Linked DNA regions of Homo sapiens: regions 1, 2, 3 and 5 are each linked to region 4. The links are chromatin loops, found by intact Hi-C in ENCODE. Cell type or tissue: ascending aorta. All regions are shown on one strand. Region 1 overlaps RHBDD1 (rhomboid domain containing 1). Region 2 overlaps IRS1 (insulin receptor substrate 1). Region 3 has its middle 46 kb from the start of MIR5702. Region 4 holds the start of MIR5702 (microRNA 5702). Region 5 has its middle 65 kb from the start of MIR5702.

Region 1 (5,000 bases), 310 kb after region 4:
TGAAGTCTATTTGAAATGTTTTGGTTTCTGTCAGTTTTTGGTTGGGTTATAGGTAAGTACACAAGTTACCACATGTATTTAGAAGGCCCAATCCCTCCATTTATCAACTAAAGTTAAAGAAAGGAAGGAAGCCTGTAGCAAAAAAAAAAAAAAAACAAAAAACCATGCAGGTTCCCCCACTGCTATATGATTTTCTATATTTATGTTTTAATTTCTTGGTAGGCCTGGACTTCAAAGTAGAGATTCAGAGCCCTACCTGAGTTTGGGTTGTGCCCTGTGGCTGCCATCCTTCCTCACAGAAGTTCCTCCCTGGACTTCAGCCTCGGGGTTCTTGTTCACTTTCAGTATTTCCTTTTTGCAGTGTGTATGTGTGTGTACGGAACTATATAGTGTTGATTGTCCTTAAATGATCTTCTTCCAAACTCATCCAAACCATTTAATTTGTAGCAGGAATCCCAAAGTATATCCTTCCCAGAGAAAGAATGAGATTTGCCTGGCATCAAGTTAAGGAAATCATTACTCAAAAAAATTGTTTAAGACATTTTCCTGTGCTAGAGATGCTGGTGACCAAGAAGTGGGTGCCTGGGGGAGATGTCTGGGCTCATTATCTGGGAAAGTTGGGAAGTGAGTGTTTGCCTGTTCCTTTTTCCACTCTGTTTCCTCATTGGCTTTGCCATTTACCCAACTGCCCCCATTCTAAGATTGGTGTTTACTGATCAAGAGCAAAGCTCTACTGCCTTAGGAGTAGTTCATAAAATGATTCCTAGATGTAATATTCACTCTCTTCCCTGCCTAGTCCCCTTAGCAAGGACCTCTCTAACATTTTATGTTTGAATTGTTTTCTTCCAGAGACAAAGGTAAGTTAGATCAAGAGTAAACAGATGGAGATGTTCATTCTTGGAAGCAGCAAGCATTTTGTTATCATTGTTATTGTCTGAGCAAGTGAAAACCAGATGAGAAGAGCCTTGACCTGCCTCCTTCACTAGCAGAAGTGAAGTAGGTCGTATCTTTCTTGCAGCATTCCTGTGAGCGTTAGAACAACTCCGGAGCCCATGAGTAAGGCTACTGTGTGTTAGAATTGTGATTCTGCCTGTTCATCCTCCTGGCTGCCCACCCCTGAGAATCTCCTTTTCGTTCGCATGGGCTCTTTGATAGCAGAGTGGCTGCCTCTCTGCAATGAGCTTGAGGGTTTTGTGGGTAAGAGGCCCAGTGCCCCTCACCGCCTTTCCACATGCTTGCCTCCTTACCCAGTTTGTCAGGCTTTGACAGATGGCCGGCGTTTGTCTCACCTGCGATTCCTTTTTGCACAGCACTCGGTGTAACACTTCAAAGAAATAATTAGCATTCTGAGTCTTCTCTGCCCTGTGCATAGAATGTGGGAAGGTTCCGCTGAAGAGGGACTTGAGCCCAGAGTGTTGTATGGGTGTTGCCCTTTTTTTATTTTATTTTATTTTATTTTATTTTTGAGACAGAGTCTCGCTCTGTCGCCCAGGCTGGAGTGCAGTGGTGTGATCTCGGCTCATTGCAAGCTCCACCCCCTGGGTTCACGCCATTCTTCTGCCTCAGCCTCCTGAGTAGCTGGAATTACAGGCGCCCACCACTGGGCCTGGCTAATTTTTTGTATTTTTAGTAGAGACGGGGTTTCACCGTGTTAGCCAGGATGGTTTCGATCTCCTGACCTCATGATCCACAGGTCTTGGCCTCCCAAAGTGCTGGGATTACAGGCGTGAGCCACCGTGCCCGGCCTGGGTGTTGCTCTTTTTAGTCCTGACTGTCAAGGTATTAACTTCTTTAGAGTCACTTTTTCGTTGAACAAGGATGTACAAAAGAGACATCTAGTTATTACATTCTTCTGGTTTGGTTCTAAAATAAATGGGAAGGTACCTGTGGAAGTGATTTGTATAGATTTCCAGGCACCAGGATCCTCTTTAGTGTCCCGCACCCAAGAGCAGGGTGGATACTCCCTGCAGGCTGAGAGTCGTGAACTGTACAGTGCTGAGAGTCGTGAACCATACAGTGCTCACGGTGTCATCGTATAATTGGAGATCACTCTTTTCAGGTACCTCGCCAGTGCGTGGCTCAGGGACATCCTGGAGATCTTGGTGCTCCCATTACCATTTTCAGGCCATGTATCTCTTCCAGGCTGTGCTCCTGTGGCACAGATGAGGCCTAGTTCCACTGCTCTGATGGCCACACGTGAATCAGCAGCAGTGACTCCTTGGTACGTGGAGAGAACTGGGACTCTTAGTGGGTAGCAAGGAAATTATGTTTTTAAAACCACCAGCTCCTCCTTCCATTTAGTTGGCAGTTCCATTTCTAATATAAAATCTTTCAGATCTGAGCTCTCCTAGGGCCTCCCAAGATTTAATATGGTGCCCCAGAATGATAAATGAGAATAAAGAGAAACTCTTCATAACAGGACCATGTAGAAAAGGTGGAATCGATGCCCCTGAGGTAATTAACTTGATTGTGGTACTCATTTCACTACACACACAAACACACACACACACATCTATAAATACATATATAAAATCATCACGTTGTACACCTTAAACTTATACAATTTTATTTGTCAATTAGACCTCAATAAAGCTGGAGGTGAGGGAGGCCCGAACTCAATGACAGTTTGCTTTCCTCAGAATGGCCATGGGGTGAGGGAGGGCCCCACTCCTAGAGGGAGCAACTTCTTGATTTTCCTCATTCTTATTTCCCCCTCGGGCCACCCAGAAGCCAGGCCAGTCCTACTCAGATGATAGAAAACCTTATTAGCCCTCCTAATGAAATGGGCAGTTTGGTACAGAAGAGGGGAATCTGCTTGGATTTAAAGATGGCGTCAAACTATTGTCCAATGCAGGGAAATACATTTATTTCTACATGCAGAAGGAACTCATTAAAATCTGTTAGGCTTGGAATTTTCGACAATGATTTGTACATAAACTCCTTAAGTATTGCCTTGTGTACTGACATATTAAAAGTTATGATGATGCTTAGGAACTACAGATTATTTAGAAAATGTTTGAAAAGAGATAATACACAAAAGCAAGATTTCATTGTCACCAATAGATAGCAGGCAAGATTACCTTGTCCCTCTGAGGGTTCTGATTGAGTGCATTTGGCTGCAGGAGTAATGTAAGTGGCCCCAGGGTTGTTGTGTTCTGTATCTAGATCTGGGGAACAGTCACACTCATGGTTCCAGTTGAAAATAGGTCTCCTGCCCCCATTAGCATAGCAGGGCCTGTCTGGTCACAAGTCCTGGCTGTTTGGTTTGGAGACTATGTGCAGTATGGATTGGAGCAGAGGTACAAAGCCCCAAGTTTTTGGTACTAGGGACACTTGGAAGGTGTGAGAGCACAGCCTGCTCTTCCCTCAAGGCCAGCCCAAACTTAGCAGCCAAGCAGGGCTTCTGGGGCAGTCCAGGTGTGGAGCTCTTGTCCATTGTCACTTAAGTCCTCTGTCACCTTGTCTGTGTCCTCTGGTCATACTAGATCTTGGATATGCCCACCCCCCTGGAGACACCACTAGACAAAGAGAAATGAGGATGTCTAGTCAGTGACTTCCCAAGTCCAAGTCGAGACGTCTGCTTCAGCTGCTTTGACATGCAGCAACATCAAAGGAGCAGTACCCCAATATAGTAACAATTTGTTGTAAATTATCAAAATGTGTGAGCTTTACCCACGCCTCCTTACCTGGAAACCCTCCCCTGCCTTTTCCTCTTCTTTGACTATCCCATCTTCACTGTGTAGGAGACTCACCACCGTATACTGATGAAGAATGCACACAGTTCCGTGTGGTGCTGCTGCTACCTTAAGCTCATCTAGAACACTTAGAGGAAGAGAAGAGACCCCAGTCCAACTTCACACATCAGGCTATTGTCTCATTTTGAGAGGAGGAGAGAAGGGAGGGTTAGGAGTACCTTAACGGGGCCTGGGTGTGGCTTCTAAGTGCTGCAGGCACAAGGTACTATGACTTGGGCCTATCGGGTAGGTGTCTGGAGTGAGGCCTCTTGGCCCTGGGTCACAAGGGCAGTGATAAATTTCAGTGACCACAATACTGCTCTGATATTTTTCCCCACTTGGTGGCATTTTATATATAAAACTGAGGCTTCATTTATTTTGACCCCCTCCTCCCATTGAAAGAGCCATTATCTATTTCTTAGAGGCCCCAAACAAACAGGGTGGATGGCAGAGGCCTCTTGTCTGGCACAAGACTCGGGTTCCTGGTTTACCCTTCAGGCTGGGATAAGGCTGGCCTCACAAGTGAGACTCAGAAACAAGCCACTGCTCTCATGAATGCCTGTCTTCATGGAAAAAGGGATCTTTTTGGTCATTTGTTTCTGTGCCTTTGTTCTGGAAATGAGGAACTTGAGGCCCAGAGAAGTCAAGGAGCATCATTGGATGTCTCGCGTCTCTGGTTTCCCAGTTCAGTTTGTGTCTCCCCTTCGGCAAGCTCCCCCTCCCTTTAGTTTTGCATTTAACACAGTCTTGCCTTCATGACTGCCGCCTCCTTTTTTTCTGTAAACACAAATATGAAGTGTATTTGCTTTGCTTTTCAGCCTTGTCTGCCCCACTGAGTGTCCGAAATAGCCGGCTGGAATTCATGAGAATGTTACGTCTTCAGATGTTTATAATCCAAAAGAATCCCTTATGGTTTTTAATAATAAAACAACTTAGATGTCGGTATTTTGTGTTGGAAAGGCGAGCAAAGTTCACAATGCAGCAATTACAATGCAGTGCATTATGTATAATTTGTAGCCTGCCCCAGGAGCAATGGTGAACCGTGAAACACCATCCTGGCCCTGTAGCATAATTAGCAGGATCAAACGCTGCACAGGGAGAAGCATAATAGTTGTCATCCGAGGTAAATAAAAGTAAGGAAAAGTTCTGATACACCCCAAATTATATAAAGAGCAGCCCCTATATCAGGCTGCAAATATGTCAAGAGTCTTCATTGCTAATTGAAGAAATCTTTTGAGGTTTAGCAGCTCATAAATTCACACTGGG
Region 2 (5,000 bases), 130 kb after region 4:
ATGATTCACAAGAAGCTATTTTCCTTGAATACAATTTCCAGTAACTTTGTAACATGAGGAAATAATTGAGGAAATGGCTTTCTTTAAAACAAAACAAAACCTTAAAACTGTGAAATGTTCCAATATACTAAATTACCAACCCATCAAAATAAAAGGAACCATTTATATACTATTCAGCTAAGACACATATCTGATTATAGTGAGAGGATTGGAAAAGCATAAGTCCGTGGAGTTTCTTAAGAGGCAACAGACTATTTTAATGACTTGTGAAATCCACATGGAGGGACAAAAAAGGTCGGAGCTTCTGAATATATTGGCAACTCAACAGTCAAGATAACACAGGGTTGGAAAAGCAGTGTTGGCTCAACTAACTAATCAAAAACCCTAAAGCACAAAAAATCTGGACAACACTAATTTTGCCAGCAAGAGAAATATTGAGTTGTTTCATACACCTAAGAGAGAAAAATAAAGCTAAAGAAAAAATTGTGGAAGGCCTCCTATAGTCCCCAGTTGGCTTCTCAAATTTCCTTACCATTCACTTAAATGGCTGTCTCACTGAAGAACACTGATGGTACAAATGAGACACATTATCCACAAACACACCACCCCTGAAAAAGAGGTGATTTCCAACAGGATGCATGTGTTAATTTCCACAGTGTGCACTGGTTAAAGCTTACTCTATAGTGTGGGGAGGGGTGGGATGTTTCTGAGAGCTGACCTTAGGATGTAGGAACTAGCAGGTGCCTTGCATTCCCACACACATTTTATTTTTAAAAAGGCGGAAGGAAGAGGAGCATAATTCAGTCTAGAGATGGTTCCAAAAACTTAGGCTGGTCGATCAGGAGGGTTTGTCTTAGGGTTTGTTAAAACTCGAAAATGCCCCCTTGAAGCAAGAAAAGTTAATGTCAGGCCTGAATCAAACAATGTTTTCCTTCCAGGCCCCAGTCTGTCCATAAAGAATGTCTGATCCAAAGGCTAGAAATGGACAGAACAGGCTATTCTCATGCTTTATCATGACCCTGTCAACAGCTTCTTCGGAAAGAATCCTCATTGCAACTGACCCATTAAAGAGTATCAGTCATTTTCTCCACAACATTCCTATGTTTAGAGCTGCAAAGGAGGTTAGAATAATTTAGAACAAAATCCTCAAGTTACTGATGAAGAAATAGGTCCAGAGAAATTAAGTGACTTGCCCAAGGTCACTCTGCTAGTGAAGGGCACAGGCTGTGTTGGAGCCCAAGATCTCTGGCTCCCAAGAACTGCTTTTTCCATTGCATCATTTAAGATAGCACAAAGCTATTTTCCTGGAATTGTGATTTAAAAAAAAAAAAAAGGTGGCATGCCCTTTGGATCCCAAGTCTCTTCCTGTAGGGCAATGCTGGAGATAGTATTTATTGAGGGGGAACTCAGAGAAATGACTACAATATATGCAACATTTTATGGATTTATTTTTACTATAAAAAGATACCTAAACAATTGCAAACATTAAGCAAATTATTAGCTGCTCAAACTTTTCTGGAACAACAGAGAAACTCTCTCCCACTGCTCAGTAGCAGTTTTGGGTCATAACATTTGCACCTGCTTGGTACGTTTCCACCTGTGATGTTTCACTTGGCCCCTCAGAAAAAGCGCTGCCCTGGGATCTTATGATTCAGTGATGCAAGAGGGATGTTGGCTGGTGAGAAATGCTTATTTGAGAGGGAAGGAGGAGGAGGAGAAAATACTCCCATAGCACTTTTCTTTCTTATTTTCCTTATTTTAGAAAGGCCAAATCTGAACACATTTTCCATCCCATGTAGTAATATATCTCACATAATTTTGGTTACTGGAGGGTACACAACACAAATCTAGCAAGCTTTCAAAATCGATGTGCCCAGCCTAAATTGACGGGCTGTCACTGGGACTGTCAATGATGGAAAAATGAATCTGTGTCTGAGAACGCCACAGCATTTCCTCCAAGCCTTTAAGGAACACACTACCCAAACCCTTGTCACACCGGGTTCTCAGGATCTGCAAGCTGCAGTCCCGTCTTTCATTTCGCTGTGAGCTCCCTCACAGCCCAGGAGGATGCGTTTTCCCAGCTCTTACCTAGCTCTGGTGCTTTGCAGTAAAGTGTATGGAGCCTAGGGCACTTTCAAGCCAAAGGAATTCCCCCTCCCCCCATGACCCAAAACGATGGCATCCGCAGCACTCGCAGGTCTCTCTCCCTCCCTTGGTTGAGGGGGGCGGGCAGGAATCGCGGGCCAACCCCACCTGGCCCGCAGGCCCGCAGCCACGTGCGGGACTCCCTCCTGCTCGCGGATCTCGAGACCGGAAGACGAAGGAACGTGGCCTCGTAGTAAACCGTAGTAAAGAGAGAAGGGAAACAAAATGGGGCTCGTCACATGGTTACGGCCTGGATTTTTCTCAATTAAAAATAAGAGCAAGTGTGTGTTTCCGGCCCCCGTCCGTGGGCTGGTTGGACTTTTTCATTCTTAGGATTCTGATCCAAATGCAAGAATACAGCTGAGGGCACAACGTCCTCAGTCGGCGGGCGCGGTGCAGAGGGGGCCTGCGGCTCGGCCTGCGGGCACCCGCGGGAAAGAGGTGCCAGGCAGGGTGGCAGAAAGCGGCCCAGGGACGCCCGCCCGCCACCACCGCCAGGGGACCCGCGGAGAGCCCCGCCCCGCGCCCGCCGCGGCTCAGCCGTTTCACATGCTGATTGGCTGTGGTGGGGGCCAATCAGCGCCCAACCGCCCCGCCCGCCCGGGACCCAGAGCCGCGCGGCTGTGCCCGAGGGCGGGGCCTCGCCCGCCAGCGCCGACCACGCGGCCCGGGAAGGGGCCCCACCGCCCTGGATGACCCGAGACGGGCGGGGGCGGGAGACCCGAGGGCGGTCTGGCTGCAGATTCCCCCACCCCGGGCGAAAGGGGGCTCGGAAGAGGGAGGAGAAGGAATGCAGGAAGCGGAGGTGACCCGGAAAAGGGAAAGTGCCAGGGCCGAGAGGGTTTGCGCCAGCCAAAAAGGCCACAGGGCTGGGGAAAGGGGAGGGAGGGGAGGCAACCTTGGAGGTACGGAATCCTTGACATCACAAAAAAGGAAACTGAATGAAAAAGAAATGGAAAGAGTCTTTTTCTGTTTTTTTTCTTTTTCTTTTTTCTTTTAAAGGGGGAGGGCATAACAAAGAATGACAAAAACAAAAAAACTGAACCCAAAAGGCATGGCTGGGGTCTGTGTCTTTGTCAGCTGCAGTTTCAAAACTAAAAGATAAATTTGATGCCAGGTAAAGGTGGCAGGGCTGCTATGACCGAGTCTGAGAGGCTCTTTTTGCCCTGCTTCTTGGGCTCTCAATTTACTCTCTGCAGAGAGTGGGCCACAAGTACTGCGAAATTCTGAAAAGGAGCAAAAGAAAAAAAGGATAATGTCAGGAACATGAAATAAGAGGTGGAAACAAAGGGATGGCAGGGGATAGTACTAGAAAACGAGCAAGCCAGAACTAAGAGGCTATGCAAGAGAAAGGGCAGGCAGAAAAGGTCACTGGACTACAGGTAAAGCAGACAGGCTTCCAACAAGTAGAGCTCCTGAGCTCAGTGCTTCACAAGTGTTCTCCTCTTAACAGACAATGAAAAATTTTAAACAAGCCGAGATGTTTCAACAGAGCCCACGCCTCATCATACCTCTATTCCTTTCACCGAGTCTCAGGTTTTACCTGAGAAATGAGGAAAAGAAGCAAAGACAGCAATTGCTGAGGAAGTGAGGAAAATAATGTTTGCACACACATTCGGAGCAGAAGCTGTTTGCCACTCACAGGTCTGACTTCTGTCTGTTTCAGATAGCTATAGAATAACATCTTTGGACTCAACAGGGCACAGGCAAGCAAGCAGAATTGAGGATGTAAATGTGCCAGGTAGCATTTGGTGCCTCACTTTAAACACCAACACAAACATCTCAAATACGCATTGTAGAATTTTCCTGGCACTGTGCAAAGCATGGTCGATTGTTACTCCAGAATTATTAGAAATAGGATTATATGATTATTCCAGAATATTTTATTTTCCCAAAGAAGGTTAAGGATAGAATTTTGTAGAGTTTTTGTTTTTTTAATGCATCCAACACATAGGAGAATTTTATTTTAAAGCCCTTTTTAAAAATGAAAATTCTAGTTGGTCATCAATTCTCTTCAGAGCAAACATCATTTATTCTACTCTATAAAAAGAAACCTAAACAAATTAAGATGACAAGTAAGAAAAACTTATTCTCTTTATCTCCTTTAAAACCAAAATTTTAGTTCTGCTGGGCTGGTTTTCTTCAAATTCTCATTATTTTACCAATGAGGCACTTTATAATACAAATGCTTAAAGTGTTGAGGGATTCTGACTCCCAAAAACATCATTTGATATAACAAGATTTGTACTACTGATGTTGATATACACAATTAAATCTTTCTTCTAGTGAATGATGAAAATAAATGTTGAAGTAAATACTGATCAAATAAATGCTTTTTGTAACATATCACCCAAAATCTTCATTTGAGTGTTCATATACCTTTTTCTTGTTCTATAAAATAGAGAATTATATGGATCAAATATTGGAAACAGAATTAAGAAGACTATGAACACATGATAAATAAATACCTGTCAATAGGAAACCAGGGCACAGATTAATTTCTTATGAATGGACACAAATTAAGAAAAATCAGTGCTTTTAAAAGCTCATTCTGTGGAGCATAGATAAAATTCACAAGATAATCAGTTTGTCAGAGTAAAGTGTTTCCAAATGCTGGAAACTTCTGCATTGCCAACTCATCACATTATTTGCAAACTGTACTCTCTTCTACCCACAATTATGACCACCAGAAAACAGGATCAACAGAACGAAGGGCAGGCTAATTTCCTATTACAAATGTTTTTCATTTTTAATACGGCATTAGCCACAGAAGACCTAAAGCCAACTTTCAGCATTTACTGTGGTGTCTACTTTTGAACTTAAAGGCACACAGCAAATAACCCTAAAAGTGGAGG
Region 3 (5,000 bases), 48 kb before region 4:
AAACATGCACTTCTTAAAGCTCCTTGGAGCTCAAAAGTCCTCCATGTTCCACTACAATCCAAAGGTCCAACCAACATGAGATTAACCTAACATCAGAACTCAGGCCACTTGATACATTTAAATAAATTTTCAGCAATAGTTTCATCTAATATGCGATTACAAATGAACTAATAGGACCTAACCACTAGAATTTCAGGTGTTAGATCTGAATATGAAATTGTGTACTTTATTTGTTAAAGGCAGGGTTCATGCAATGGAAGGGAAATAGAAGATTTAATAACTAGTTGCATCATTTATCAGAAGAACTCGTATCGTCAGGTTCATGACATCATAAGGAATTGATTCCTGATTGTAATTTTGGGGAAAAATTGTGCTGGAGTTAAATTTGACAACATAAAAAGCAAAAATGTTGAAATTTTTGCATATCCTTTAACCTATATGTTCTCCTAAGAATTTGTCCTGGAGGAAATAGTCATAAGTAGTCACAAAGATATAATTATAAGATGTTTACCATAGCATTATTTGTAACAGTGAAAATACTAGTGACAAGCTATATTCAAGCAATATGAGATTATAAATTACAGCACATCTGTAAGATGGGATTGTAGGTAGCCAGCAAAATTATACTATAGAAACATATCTAATATGAAAAGGTAATTTATGATATAATATATAAAAAGCAAAACATGAAACAGTTACTGAGCGTCAGCATATATGTATGAGAATCTGGAAACCTATATGCCAGATAATTATAAGTGATTAGAAGTGATTATCTCTGGGTAGTAAAATTTTATTATTTTTAGTTATTTACATTCTACATAAGGAACATAGAGCTGTAATAAATGTAAAATTGTGCACTTAAAGTTTTTTTTTACTTGTACATTACCAATTTGTGGACTGTTTAGAAGGTGTTAGAATAGAGCAGTTTAATTCAATCAAGTCAGGTGACTAGATCATGGAAACTGTTATTTACTAAGCTATTTCCTGAAATCAACAAGTTTTTTGTTTAATGAAAAGCCATTGAAACCTGCAATATGTCAGACACACCATACTACACAACAAATTGTGTTTTCTCATTGATATGATGTGACTTCAGAACACACTGAATCTGAAATGTCTCTGGGATTTAGGACTAAGAACTGTAGTTATAGACTGTGAATTCCATGAAAGTAGAGATTTCATTGGTTCCATTAAGTAAATGTGCTTTGAATGGATGAATGATAAGATCACATGAATCATTAATCTCCTACAAGATAGTCCTGAAGATAGCTTCCTAGATGACCTGAGGTCACATAATTACATCCTGTGCTGTGGCTGCCGCAAACAGCCCACATCCCAGGAACTTCTGAGGACAGGTTTTAATAGGTAGTTTTATATACATATAGAAAGAGAGCTGGAAAACGTCTCAGTATATACTGAGGCCATGAGGAAGCTGAAACCAGGGAGAGTTAGGAGAGAAAGACCAAGGACAGAATTTTGAGGAATAAAGATAGGGATGAGCTTCACTGTCTTCCCTGCCCGCATGTCCATCTGATCTTCAGATGTGGGATTTCACAGCTTCTCACAGCAGACTGAACTTCACCCTAGGTTCAAAAGAGCACAAAATCAAGGCTCAAAAGATCCCTGCCTGGCCAGACAAACATGTTGCCTTGTGCCTGAGATCTAGCCATCACATATTTATCCAATTGTCTCATATTTGACTTTTATTCTTAGTATCTTACTCCGAATTACTCCAGGATTTTTTAGACAAAGTGTTCTTGCTTTGTTTGAGCCAGAGCTCTCAGTTCTGGAGTCCTGAATCCTATCCATCTGAGACCCTCTGCTTCTCTGTACCTCTGCTATTTGCCTATTGCCAACTCCCAATTACTCCACCCACCTATCCAAATTCCCTCTTATTGCTCATTGCCAGACTTTGTCAGACTGTTTGTGTTGGCAGTTTCTTCACAGTGGATATTCTTGAGCTGTCTACCTTCCGTTGACCAAGCCTAGGGTCTGACAGGTAGAGGAATCATTTCCACAGTGACCCCCGCTTTATGCTTTCCTCTTTTGAGACGTGAGTCATTTAACTCCTGTTATATGTATGCAATTGGAAAAATTCTAGGTTGGTTATTTACTGGCTCAGTGTTGAGTCACTCTTGATACTTTAATTTTGGATTAACTGGATTCATGACTTTTTTTTTTTTCTTCACTGAAGTTCTTTTCCTTAGAAGGGAAAAGAAACACAGGTCTTCCTGGGCCCAGGTCTCCAACGCTTGCTGGGTGTTTGGCCAGTCCTCCTCTGAAACTCAGTCTGTCCTTGTCTCTGGGATCTTCTTTTTTTTTTTTTTTTTCCTTTTTTTGAGACAGACAGATTGTCACTCTGTTGCCCAACTGGAGTGCAGTAGCATGAACTCGGCTCACTGCCACCTCTGCTCCCGGATTAAAGCGATTCTCATGCCTCAGCCTCCCGAGTAGCTGGGATTACAGGCATGCACCACCGCGTCCAGCTAATTTTTGTATTTTTAGTAGAGATGGGGTTTTGCCATGTTGGCCAGGCTGGTCTCAAACTCCTAGCCTCAAGCAATACACCCACCTCGGCCTCCCAAAGTGCTAGGATTACAGGCGTGCACCACCACATTCAGACTGGATCTTCTTGATCTACATGGATCTAAAGTCTAAAATCTTGGATTTATTTTTAGACATTTGCTGAAGGTATTTGTGATGCTTTCCAATTGTGTTTGCTGTGACTGCCTTCAGGATGAAAGCACTCAGTTTCGATTGAATCCATTGGATGTATATTCTAAATGTCTGTCCTTATAATATCTTTTTGCCTTTTTTCTCTTTGTAAATTTGTCACAGTTGCTAAGGCCTGGACTTTCAAATGATTTCTCTTGCTCCTATCTATGACCAGACCAAAAAAAAGTTTTCACTAATAAAATAGCAGTATGTTCCCAGTGGATATTCAGGAGCAAGACTGATGATAAATTCTTGACTTTTGTCCTGGTACTTTTAAACTCTTCTTCTTTCAAGTCTGCTTTTTACTTCTAGACAATTCTCTAGATATACTGCTGTTCCTCCTCCTTTTCCTTCACATTAAAATTTTGAAACAAAAAATAACTCACTGGTCCACATGCCCCTCATGCCCACTGGTATACCCAGCAGTGCAGCTGTCTTGACCCTCTCGTGTCAACACATCAATCAATCAGTCATCCTTAAGAGAACATTTGTAAAGTAACTATGTTTTGAGCTTTTTGGTTCAGTTTTATTGGGATTTTTAAATAAACTGCATTCATTGGATATCCAACAGTAGCCCAAACATATAGGAACATAATCTGAAATATCACAGTTTCAAATTTCATAATTTGAGATATCACAAGAACTCAAAATAATCTGCCTTACTAATAATCTGCATTAAGGCTGATGGTATTCAATAAGAAAAGTAGAAAGTTCTTACCCAATGGGTTTAGAGCTGCCAACTTGGGTACAATAGAAATGATATACAGTTTTCAAAGCCACAAGTCAAAGATTTTACTTGCTGTTTTAGGGAATAGCTAATATACTATTTCATTTCACCTGTCTTGAGTTTTCTAAATGAATTAGACCCTAAGACAAAGGATGGTGGGCAGCTGGTAGACATCGCACCACACACACACACACACACACACACACACACACAATTTTTAAATTAAGTTATAGAAATTTTGTGCTCAGATTAGTAGAGCAATTATTCCATAGTACTTTATGCTTCTCTGATTTCTCTGATTATCAATTAGAATTCAATCGGAGCTCTTTGTTTGGAGAAAAATATATATTTGCCCCATAAGTAAAAATCCCATGGTTAGTGCCGAAATGAACATGGCAGGATTGGGGGCTGTAGGCCAAATCTTATTACCTTTTCTTCTATCTCTGGGCTTAGCCTTTCAACCATTTTGATAAAGCCAAAGTAAAGGTAAAATGGCAACAGAAGATTTAGCCCCACCTCCTCTGAGGCTTAAGACCCAGTGGAAAAGCTCAAACAAAAGTCCCAAAATTGAATCGTATTCATCCTGATAGGTATGACTTTGGTTACCGTGCCCGTAACAAATCCATCCTCCTAGCCAGTGGGATGGAATGTGCTGACTACTGTGGGCCATGTATGCACATGCTTTCAAGGCTGAAGTCTGGTGGCTATTTTTTTTTAAAAAAAAAACAAGAATTAATAATTGTTGGCAAGGATGTGGAGAAGAAGGAACTCTTGTACACTTTTGGTGGGAAGGCAACTGGTGCAGCCATTATGGAAAACAGTATGGAGTTTCCTCAAAAAACTAAAAATAGAACTACCATACAATGGGTAGATACTTGAAGGAAAAGAAATCAGTAGCTTAAAGAGATATTTTATACCCATTTGCACTCTCATTAAGACCTTATTCATAATAACCACAACATGGAAACTAAGTGCCTATTGATGAATGAATGAATGAATGAATGAATAAATTGTGGTTCATATATACAATGAAATATTCTTCAGCCATAAAAAAGAAGGAAATTCTGCCATTTGCAGCAACATAGATGAACTTAGAGGACATTATGTTAAGTGCAATAAGCTAGAAATAGACAAATATTCTATCATCTCATTTGTATGCAGAATCTAAAAAAGTCAAACTCATAGAAACAGAGAGTAGGACAGAGGATGAGAGGTGAGAGAAATGGGGAGATGTTGATCCAAGGTTACACACTTTCAGCTATAAGATGAATAAGTTCTGGAGAGCTAATATAATATACAGCATGGGTGATTATGGATATGCTACTTATTTTGACTGTGGCAATCATTATACACAATGTGTACATTTATCAAACCATCATATTGCACTACTTGGATATATACAATCTTTACTTGTCAATTAAATATTTTAAAATTTAAAAATAGATATATGGATAGAAAAGACTGAAGTTCAGGGTGGCATCTGCTTCCCTGGAAATAAATGGTCAGAAGAAGGTTGAGGATTTTCTAGAGGAAAATTCCGGTAGGTGCCAGATGGAAC
Region 4 (5,000 bases):
CTTGGTTAACTATGTGTTGACATGGCCTTTTTTGAGATTTTATATTTAGATCATTTTGATAAAATTGCATCATTTTTAAGAAAAACTTTTATGTGCTTATGTAACATCAAGTTTGCAAAACTACAGTCATAGTAAAAGCAATACAAGCCAAAAACTAAATGTATGAGTGTGTGTATGTGCAGCTCTTATAATATGGAGTACATTGAAATTAAAATATTTAAAGGGATTCATTTCCACTGGAGCTATCCCCATGTGTGAAAATAAACACATTTTCTTCTCAATTACCCATGGTATTATTGGCTCTCCACAAACACTTGAAGAGCTTGACTAAGCCAAGTTATGTACTACTCAATGCTTTTTAGCAGTCTCTCTTAAACTTTTTTTACTTCCATCTAATCCCTGGTCATAGCCTCTGGGAAATTCAACACTATGGAGAAAGGGCCATTTGCTTTGTGGTCTTACATAAAAGAAGTTATCACCCAAAAGTCATGGGATATGTTGCTGACTCAACCTACAGAAGGATTTCAGGTTGGATCAGCAACATATCCCAGGAGTTGAGGCCGCCAAACCTCCTCTTAAGGCCAAGTCACAGCAAGTTTACTGAGACAACTGGAGAGATACCTGTAATGACTGCTGGAACTCACTCCAAAACCAACATCTATAAAAAGAAACTTCTCTTGAATCTCCGGTCCAAATCATCAAACCTATGTGTTTTCCTAACAGGAAACAGAGAAGAAACCACTTTTCCTCTTCACTCTGGCCTCTATTGAGAAAGAATCCAACTTCTGAATATTCAGGAAAAGAAAGTGCTTTTTGGTGTGACAACGTAAGCAACTCTCTAAGTCCCTAAGGAGCAGGAAATGTGTAGAGAATAGCCACCTGTGTGTATATTACCTCTTTCCAGCCACTCTTTTTTGTTAGCCAGCAGCCAGGTTGCAAGTACATAGTCTGTACTTATCTGTGCACCATTTGAGGACCACCAGATAATTAAGTCACACTCACATTGAGATATTTCTCCTCTGTCTCCATCCTCAGTTCCCCTACATCAGCCTGGGTGTAAAAATATCACCACAAAATAGCAGTGGCCCTATCTCCTTGACTGTCACCTCCTCTCATATATCTCTAGCCCCACTGAAAATCCTATCTACTCATTAGTAAGAGTGTTCCCAGGGGTGACCTCAGGTGCACCAGAAACCATCCAATTCCCTCTGTCCTGTCCTTACTGCAGCTATTTCCTACCGTCTTTCCATGAGGCCTCTCTGAACTGTGAGGCTTTGGACAGGGCCTCATTGCCAGCCCTGCTCTGGGCCCCACAACAAGAAAATTGCGCTCCCGGCCAAAGTGTGTGTTCTCTGTGGGGGTCCTGAGGCTATACGGTGGCTTCAGCCACTTCCACTGCCAGCTCCACCTACCAGGCACCGCCCGACACAATGGTCACAGGAATCCCTGGATTCAGTGCCAAAGTGAGAAGAATAGTGACTGTAGTAGTCTAGTAGTCAGGATTCTCCAGAGAAACAGAGAAAATAGGAAAGAGAGAGAGATGAGAAATGTGTGAGTGTGTGTGCATGTATAGTGTGTGTGTGTATATATATTCAGAGAAACAGAACCAATAGAGTGTGTGTGTCTGTGTTTGTGTGTGTCTGTGTGTGTATTATATATGTGTGTGTATGTATATATATATATATATATATATATTCAGAGAAACAGAATCAATAGCGAGAGAGAAATAGAAAGAGAGTGTATGTCTGTGTTTGTGTGTGTCTGTGTGTGTATTTTATACATATATATATATTCAGAGAAACAGAACCAATAGCGAGAGAGAGACAGAAAGGGAAAGTGTGTGTGTGTGTGTGTGTGTGTGTGTGTGTATAAAGAAAGTGGGGTCTGGTGTGCAATTTTAGGGAATTTGGGTAAGTCCCCAATCTGCAGAGTAGGCCGGCAGGCTGGAGACCCAGGGAAGAGATGACACTGCAGAGTTCGGAGGCAGTCTATTGGCAGAATTCTGTCTTCTGTGGGGAGGTCAGTCTTTGTTTTTTTTAAGGCCTTCTACTGGGTAAATGAGACCCATCCATATTATGGAGGGCAATTTGCTTTACTCAGCACTTACTCATTTAAACGTTAATCTCATTTAAAAAATATTTTCGAGGAAACATCCAAATGTTTAACCAAATTTCTGGGTACTGTGTCCCAGACAAGCAGATACATAAAATTACCCATCGCCTTTTTTGTTTGACATTTTAGTAACTCTCCTTTGGGGTCCCACCTCCCTTTTGGTGGGCTTACAGCCCAAACCAGTCATTCTCAACTCCAAAGGACATTTGTGGCAGTCACAGCTGGGGGAAAACTACTTGCATCTAGTGGGTAGAGGCCAGGAATGCTGCAAAATGTCGTCTAATACACAGCCTGGTTCCCAACAACAGAATTTTCCAGTCCCAAATGCCAATAGTAGCATTGCAGCTGAGAAACCCTGCTCCAAATGACCAGTTCACTTCCTGTCTCTAACCCTGTTCATTATTGCTTCATCCTCTCTGGCCTCCTTTCAGGTCACAGAGCATGCCAATTCCTTCCCTCCTTGGGGCCTCTGCAATCATCATTCTCACTGCTTGAAACACTCTGCTCCTTGCAGGGTTGGCTCTTTGTCATCTCTCAAGTTTCACCAAGAAATCCCACCCCCACATGCCCCTAATCCCTGTCAGTTTCATTAACCTGATTATGTCTTCATCACCAGCTGACATTTGCTTGCTTTACCTTGTACATCTGGATCTTGTTCCCCTCAAATATAAGCAGGATGAGTACCTATCACTAGGCTCCAAGGACAAGTGCCAGCCCTGGAACATAGTAGGTGCTCAACAAATAATTAGGGAAGGAAAGGAATTAAGGGAGGAAAGAATGCCTTAGACTTTTTTTTTTTTTTTTTGAGACAGCGTCTCTCTCTGTCACCAGGCTGGAGTGCAGTGGCACGATCTCGGATCACTGCAACCTCCGCCTCCCCGGTTCAGGCGATTCTCCTGCCTCAGCCTCCCGAGTAGCTGGGACTACAGGTGCATGCCACCACGCCCGGCTAATTTTTGTATTTTTAGTAGAGACGGGGTTTCACCATGTTGGCCAGATGGTCTCGATATCTTGACCTCGTGATCCACCTGCCTCAGCCTCCCAAAGTGCTGGGATTACAGGCGTGAGCCACCACGCTCGGCCAGACATTTTTAATGAATGTCACTCTCCCCATGTGTTTCGTTTCCAAACACACACACACACACACACACACACACACACACACACCCCACCAGCTCAAATACGTGTTTATAGGATCCGTTTCCAAAAAGTCACCAAGAGAGTAGTTCCTGTACACTAACCCTGCCCCCAGAATGCTGAGTTGTTTTCTATTGAACTTAGAACACGAACCCAGCCTTTTTCTCAACGACATCCTTCTCCCAAGACACAATGTGGCCCCTCATGCCAACGTGTGTGAACTCTACTCCCCACCCCTTAATCTTCCTAACATGCAGAGATCCCTTAGATTTAAAGTGCAACCCCTGCTATGAATCAATAACTTTAGAAGGACTTACCACAGAAAGAGATTAGCATGAGAAAGCTAAGCAGATATCATCGCAACAGTTCACTTTAAAAATACCACCACTCCTTCTATCTGTGACTACAGATGCCTCCTCACAGAAGTGGGGCAGAGATCATCTAGCCAGAACCAACTAGCAGGTCATCTGCGCCTCCCCCGTCCACGCCAATTCCATTCCCCGCTCTCTCCTCATGTGCTAAGTTCTCCCACGTTCTTACGGTGTCAGCGAAGAATTTATACATGCCTCTAAAGTGACTCACTGCATGAGTATTACTGTTTATTTTTAGCACCTTGTTGTTTTGCCTATAAATCCCTCTAAATGTCATTTCTCACTGCCTGGCCCCTTTCAGGACAATATGGCATGCTCCTCGAAATGTCCTCTCACTGGGTCCCTCTGTTCTCAGTTCTGCCCACAAGGCCACTGCACATGGCTGCCCACGATGGAACTGACCTGCCTCTGCCATCTCTAAATCTGGAATAAATCCCCTTCCTGAGTAAATATCCATCCATCAAGTGTGCAGGATAACTATTTCCTCCAGAACACCCACTGTTCAGGAAGACAGATGGAGATCTCTGAGATGGGGCCACCACGGAAACCATCCACAAGGGAAACAGCTCTGACCCTGGACTCCCTTGCTGCCTCCATTCAAAGCACCCTGTCTGAGAATTAAGTTGTGATGAGAGATCATCTGCCTTGCAGGTGCAGAGGCAGCAGAAGAGCCACCTGTGTTTTTCCTCTGCCTGGCACGTGGGTGATTGCAATACTCTGGATGTGCACCTTCCACAGCCGTCGCTTGGATTCACTGGCCTAGTAGAAGACAGTGCCGAGAATGGGTGGCAAAGACCCATGTTTCCCATGACACTTGTGAAAATGAGGGGCAGAAAGATCCTCTGAAGTACCACTCAGTCTACCCAGAAAAGAGTAGAATCTGTCCAGTTTAATTTTTGATCATTTTATGACTAAATAATCTCAAAGTTTAAAAAGGCATGAAAGACCATCTAAACCAATTCTTTTATGGTACCAAGGAGGCAAGGCCCATATTGGGTGAGTACCAGGCCCAGGGCTGCACACATAGGTTATGGCACAGCTGAGTCTGGACTCCAATGCTGTCTTAGCTGATTTTCTGTTGCTATAACCAAATGACTGAGACTGGGTAATTTATAAAGAGAAAACACTTGTTTCTTATAGTTCTGGAGGCTGAGAAATCCAAGGTTGAGGGGCTGCATCTGGCGAGGGCTTTCTTGCTGGAGGGGACTCTGCAGGGAACCCAGGTGGTGCAGGGCATTACATAGCAAGGACTTCATGACAGACAACCAAACTGGCTTTTTTAACAGACCCACTGTTGTGATAACTAACCCACTCCCTCAATTGCCTATTAATCCATTAATCCAATAATGACTCCATCACCCCTCAGATGTCCCACCTCTC
Region 5 (5,000 bases), 63 kb after region 4:
GCACTCATCGCTGGCAGTTCTGTCTCTCAGGTTGCAGATAACAACTGTCAGATGGTCTCACTGTGAAGCAATAAGCTTCCCTAAAACAAGGAGGCAGGCCAAGCGCCAGAAAGCTGCAGTCTGGACAAAACACACAGCCTGGAAAGAATTAAAAGTTCATGTGCAATGAACAAAGCACCTCAGGGAAATGTAAGGGGTTAAATATAAGCGCACAATGTTCCCAACGCCCTTGAACACACAAGTAGGAAAATCATCACGCATCCTTGGTAAAGGGAGAGAGAAGCACGGAGAGAAACAAGTTGATGTTCCCATATGAGAACTAAAAATACTGCTGTGAAAGGTTGGCCCTGCCTAAGAATGGAGGGAGAGAGAAATGAAAGACAGTAGGGGAAGGTAAGAAACAAGACAGGAGGAAGAGGCAGAGTGCAGCCCTGCTCAAGGCTCCAGGCTCCTTTCTCACGCTCAGGGCGCTCCCTTCATCTGGATAACAGAGCCTGGATTGGCAGGGTTTCTCAGGACACCCTCCCTGCCGATCTCCCTTTTTCAAAGACACCGTGGTGAGGGGAACCCAGCCACCGCGGTCACACGATTAACCCAAGTCAATAGAAACCGGCGTAAAGAGTGTTTTAGATTAATTCCCCTCAATAAAGCTAAAATTCACCTGAGTTGTAAAAAACTCCAGCTGATACAAAATAAACTACGAAAGTGGCTTTAACGCATCTGAACCAATGAAAGAGAAACAACAGGCTCTTCTTAAATATTTTTCTTCTTACATTTTGATCTGAAATATAAAAAGAACTGAACTCAAACCTGGCCAACCCCAGTGGCAAAATGGTGTATGAGGTATTTTCCAATGGACCAGCATCTCCGAAAGAACACTCCTGGTTCAGAACAAAACAGTAGCACTTAAATGAGGAAGAAGTGTGAGAGTGAGAGAATCTGGAATCATATGTGAATGCACCTTAAAGTTAGCAAGCCTGGATTGATGGGAGTTTCTAGTTACAGCTCCTGTCTGGAGGAAGCAATGCAGTAGTTAGAATTAAAGGTAGAACTAGCTGGCTTGTTTCTTATTCCTAACTTCCCGTTTCCTCATCAGGGTCAGTTCGGTGCTCAGAAAACTGTATAAGTGCGGTTCTGAGAAGCAGTGCCATGATCACAAAAATCCCATCTTGGCTTCATCCTGAACTTTCCTTGAACATCTTTTTTTTTTTTTCTTTTTTATGAAAAAGATAGGATAAGGACTACAAGCAAGGAATTTCTCCTCCTGTCTAGGGCCTTTTAAACTTCACAGTTACAAAAAGGTAGAGCAAACTGGAATGAAGGAAGAGATTTCGTCCAAAAGTTGTGAAGCTGTTTAGAATTAAAATTATTATGTAATCTCTACAATGTACTGAGGGCCAGCTATGGATGAAGCATTTTCAAAATGCTTTGCCTATGGCAGGGTACCTTTCATAACTTCCCAGACCTCTGCAGAGTATCATCATCCCCACGTTGCAGATGGTAAAACTATGGCATAGAGAAGTTAAGCAATTTTCCCATGGCCTCTTCGTGAGTTAGTGGAATTTCCAGGTTGGCCTAGGGCTGCCTCATTTCAATGGCAAAGCCCATTTTCAGAATATAAACTCATCTCTCCATAATTGATACAAGAAATTAAATGGCAGATTTCAATGGCATGCTCATCATTGGTGAAAACCTCCAATGGTTGATTATGGTTTCACTGGGGGCTCAACATTTTTATGGAACAAGCACATGGTGTGCAGGCTTCCTACCTGACATGCTGTAGTGTAGGTTCTCAGAGAAGATATTTTGAGCTCATAATCTCCAACGAGTAATGTACTTTTCTTTTCCCCCGAGACAGAATCTCACTCTGTTGCCCAGGCTGGAGTGCAGTGGCGCGATCTCGGCTCGCTGCAACCTCCACCTCCTGGGTTCAAGCGATTCTCCTGCTTCAGCCTCCTAAGCAGCTGGGATTACAGGCAACCCCCACCATGCCCGGCTAATTTTGTATTTTTTTAGTACAGACGGAGTTTCAGCATGTTGGTCAGGCTGGTCTGGAAGTCCTGACCTCAAGTGACACACCCGCCTCGGCCTCCCAAAGTGCTGGGATTACAGGCATGAGCCACCACACCCAGCCTGTACTTTTAAAATTTTTGGCTGAGAGTTTCTTTGTGTCACGAAGATCAACTCCATCGCTGGGGTACGGAAGAGTAAAAATAGATTTCCCATTAGTAGCAACAAGGAGTTGTTTGTCAGCCAGAAGGAAATTCTTTAGTTCTTTTCCTGTTTCAGTTCTTTTTCTGCCAACATAATTAAGCAAGGTTCATGTTGGGATAAGTCAGAGCCAGCTTCATGTACTGGTGGAATAGTGGGTCATCTATAGCAGATGCCTTCAGAGATGTGAGTAAAAGGGTGTTGAACTCAGACAGGACTTGACAGCACCAGTCAAGTAGGGACCCCCGGACTCCAAAAACAAAGGAGAGGAAAAGTATATCTGTGGTGAATTTATCCAGAATTAAAATTACTCCAAAAACTTAGAAAGGAGCTTTTTTCATTTAGCAAACATGCAAGTTCTATTAATTTTTAAAGTAAAGTTTTATTTATTTATTTATTTATTTATTTCTGAAACAAGGGTCTCACTCTGTCACCAGGCTGGAGCAATCATAGCCCACTGCAGTTTTGACCTCCCAGGTTCAAGTGATCCTCCCACCTCAGCCTCCCAAGTAGCTGGGACCACAGGCACACACCACCACATACGGCTTTTTTTTTACTTTTTGTAGAAGTGGAGTCTCACTATGTGACCCAAGCTTGTTCGAACTCCTGGGCTCAAGCGATCCTCCCACTTTGGCCTCCCAAAGTGTTGGGATTACAGATGTGAGCCACTGAACTGGGCTCAAAGTACAGTTTTTTTGGTTGTTGTTGTTTGTTTGTTTGTTTTTAATGACATGGAAGGGAAAGGGACCACTTCATCATAATAGTTTGCAAGGCTCACTGTCTATAACATGCTAAATATGTCTCAACTCTCCCCCTAAAATATGTCCCCACACTGATACCTAAAATGCCACCATTAGCAATCAGTCCCCTTTTGCTAAAATGTTCTCTTTCTTCCCTCAGGGTAGGTTTTCTTTTTGAGACAAATACCTGGGAGCTAATACATTAATTTCATACACCTCTGGGAAAAAATAATGAGCTTGTCAGATATGTATTCTCCATTCCAGAAAGACTCTGGGTCCCGTGAAAGCATTTGGTAAGGGGGAGTACCCACTCTCAGCCAAGGTGTAGCAATGAGAGGAGAAAGAATAGGGACAAATTTCACTGACCTAATATTCTTGTCCTAGGGCAGTCCCTAATTCTATAAAACTTGTTATAGGGAATCACAAAAGTCATGATTCTTTTAAACTCAAACACAGAGTTTTATTACAACTACAAACTACAAAACCCAACCACAGCCTTTTTTCTCTGATACACATGTCTGAGGAGCTAATACCAACAACCAAAAGAAACGGCTAAACTAACACGTCTCCTGCTTGAACCTGTGGCCTCTCTCTGCCTGTCCCTGTAATGTGCTGTTGACCGTGGAGTTGGAAGGGATGCTGGCTCACAGCCTGCTGTCCTAAGGAGGATGACTTCTTTCTTCACTTGGTGTCTCAGTTGACCCGCTCAGGAGGCGTAGCTGAAAGTTTAGCATCAAATGTCAAAATCATGAAATGTTATGCTTTTACAAACCATTTCTCTGCAATCACAGAATCCTTGGTGAATTCACTGGAAGTCACAATCCCTTTTCCCCGGGAATCAAAAATGGACACAGCTACACTCACAAAAAAAAAAATTGCATTCAATTTGAGAGCGTTGAGAAAATTCTGAACCCCAGGTTAAGATCAGATGTCCCTCCTATTTTATAAACAAAGAGCTGGAGAGCCAGAGAAAAGAAGTGCTTTGCTTGAAGTCACAGTTAGTTAGTGGCAAGACAAAACTAAGATCTGAAGTTTTCACACGGTCATTAAAAGAAATGCTCCCCGTCAGATTTCCATCTGTCAAACATTTCGGCAAACAGACATGGGAGGGTTACTCTATTCAGGAAGAAGTTTGTTTAGCTCAGCCAAACTTACTTTATTTTTCAACAGATGAAGTAAACCAGACTCAGAACTCTACATCTTTTTTTTCACATATGGGGGATGGGACTCTCCTAACTGGAATAGTTGGTGTGTGGCGGGGAGGAGAGGAGGATGTGTAATTAAATGAAACCTTTGAATTTAAACCAGAAACACCCTGCTGATGAAAAAAAAAAAAGAAAAAAACACAAAAGTTGCTGTTTTAGACAAATCATTAACATTTCCTCCTCGAATTGTATGTGTGTATGAATGGGGTGTGTTTGTGGGTGTGTGTGTATGGGTGGAATGTGTTTGTGTGTGTGGCTGGCTGTGTGTGTGGGTGGGGTGAGGGTGTGTGTGTGTGTGTGTGTGTGTGTGTGTGTGTGTGTGTATTTGGCTTCCGTTTTTTGTGAAAAGCAAATGAGAAGCAGCGTGTACCCCATTAGGGTAGGGAAAAACTTTTAATTAAGAGTTGAGTGTTAAGAGGTTAATACGAGACAGCCAAGGAGCACTTCCATCCTGACTCAACCAGAAGCCTTCAGAAGCGCTGGAGAAGGAAGTTGGATTAAAGAGCGGGACCTGGGGAGGGGCACAAGTTGTGCCTGGAGCATCAAAACTGAAAATCAAGAGATTCTCCATGGCATTTTTTGTCAACCAAGTGACGTAAATGTTTACCAGGATTTTAAAGAACATGGTTTCTTTTTCAGTTTCCGTGTGTTTGGATTATTAATGAAACTAAGTTGGAATCCTACTTTCTAACTGGGTGACCTTGGACAAGTCCCCTTCTAGAATTTAGGGTGTGATGAATGAATAGTGGGATTTTATGATGAAAATGCCAAGGAAATACCTTCCTATTTTATCTGTGACTCAGTTTAGAACAATGGTTCTTTTTTTTTAAATCCAATAATCCCC

What was found. Peaks named below come from ENCODE experiments on the same cell type or tissue, not always from the same donor. Only the 100,000 strongest peaks of a DNase experiment are listed, where the experiment ranks them.
Region 1: it touches region 4 in a loop (2.7-fold over the local background); 3 of 110 quality-filtered maps call a loop at or near these places.
Region 2: it touches region 4 in a loop (4-fold over the local background); 59 of 110 quality-filtered maps call a loop at or near these places.
Region 3: a loop joins it to region 4, with 2.4 times the contacts of the local background. A loop is called at or near these places in 6 of 110 quality-filtered maps.
Region 5: it touches region 4 in a loop (4-fold over the local background); 15 of 110 quality-filtered maps call a loop at or near these places.

Annotation. Positions count from the first base shown.
Region 1 is chr2:226,972,791-226,977,790 of GRCh38, forward strand. The region is part of intron 8 of RHBDD1 (rhomboid domain containing 1); the gene reads left to right. It also overlaps a transcript of COL4A4 not described here. Among named protein-coding and RNA genes, the nearest start is that of RHBDD1, 140 kb to the left of the region's middle. In ascending aorta, no CTCF peak of the experiment used is centred here; no DNase peak of the experiment used is centred here.
Region 2 is chr2:226,789,015-226,794,014 of GRCh38, forward strand. All of the region lies in intron 1 of IRS1 (insulin receptor substrate 1), which reads right to left. Among named protein-coding and RNA genes, the nearest start is that of IRS1, 8.3 kb to the right of the region's middle. RefSeq lists a silencer at 2,385-3,074. In ascending aorta, a CTCF peak has its summit at 2,584; DNase peaks (open chromatin) are centred at 2,357 and 2,707; H3K4me3 peaks cover 3,539 bases; H3K27ac peaks cover 4,894 bases.
Region 3 is chr2:226,610,118-226,615,117 of GRCh38, forward strand. No RefSeq gene overlaps it. Among named protein-coding and RNA genes, the nearest start is that of MIR5702, 46 kb to the right of the region's middle. In ascending aorta, no CTCF peak of the experiment used is centred here; no DNase peak of the experiment used is centred here; H3K27ac peaks cover 1,410 bases.
Region 4 is chr2:226,658,233-226,663,232 of GRCh38, forward strand. It overlaps MIR5702 (microRNA 5702), which reads right to left and starts at 561; the gene lies at 478-561. In ascending aorta, no CTCF peak of the experiment used is centred here; DNase peaks (open chromatin) are centred at 2,529 and 3,739; H3K27ac peaks cover 4,699 bases.
Region 5 is chr2:226,721,701-226,726,700 of GRCh38, forward strand. No RefSeq gene overlaps it. Among named protein-coding and RNA genes, the nearest start is that of MIR5702, 65 kb to the left of the region's middle. In ascending aorta, no CTCF peak of the experiment used is centred here; DNase peaks (open chromatin) are centred at 74 and 2,091; H3K27ac peaks cover 432 bases.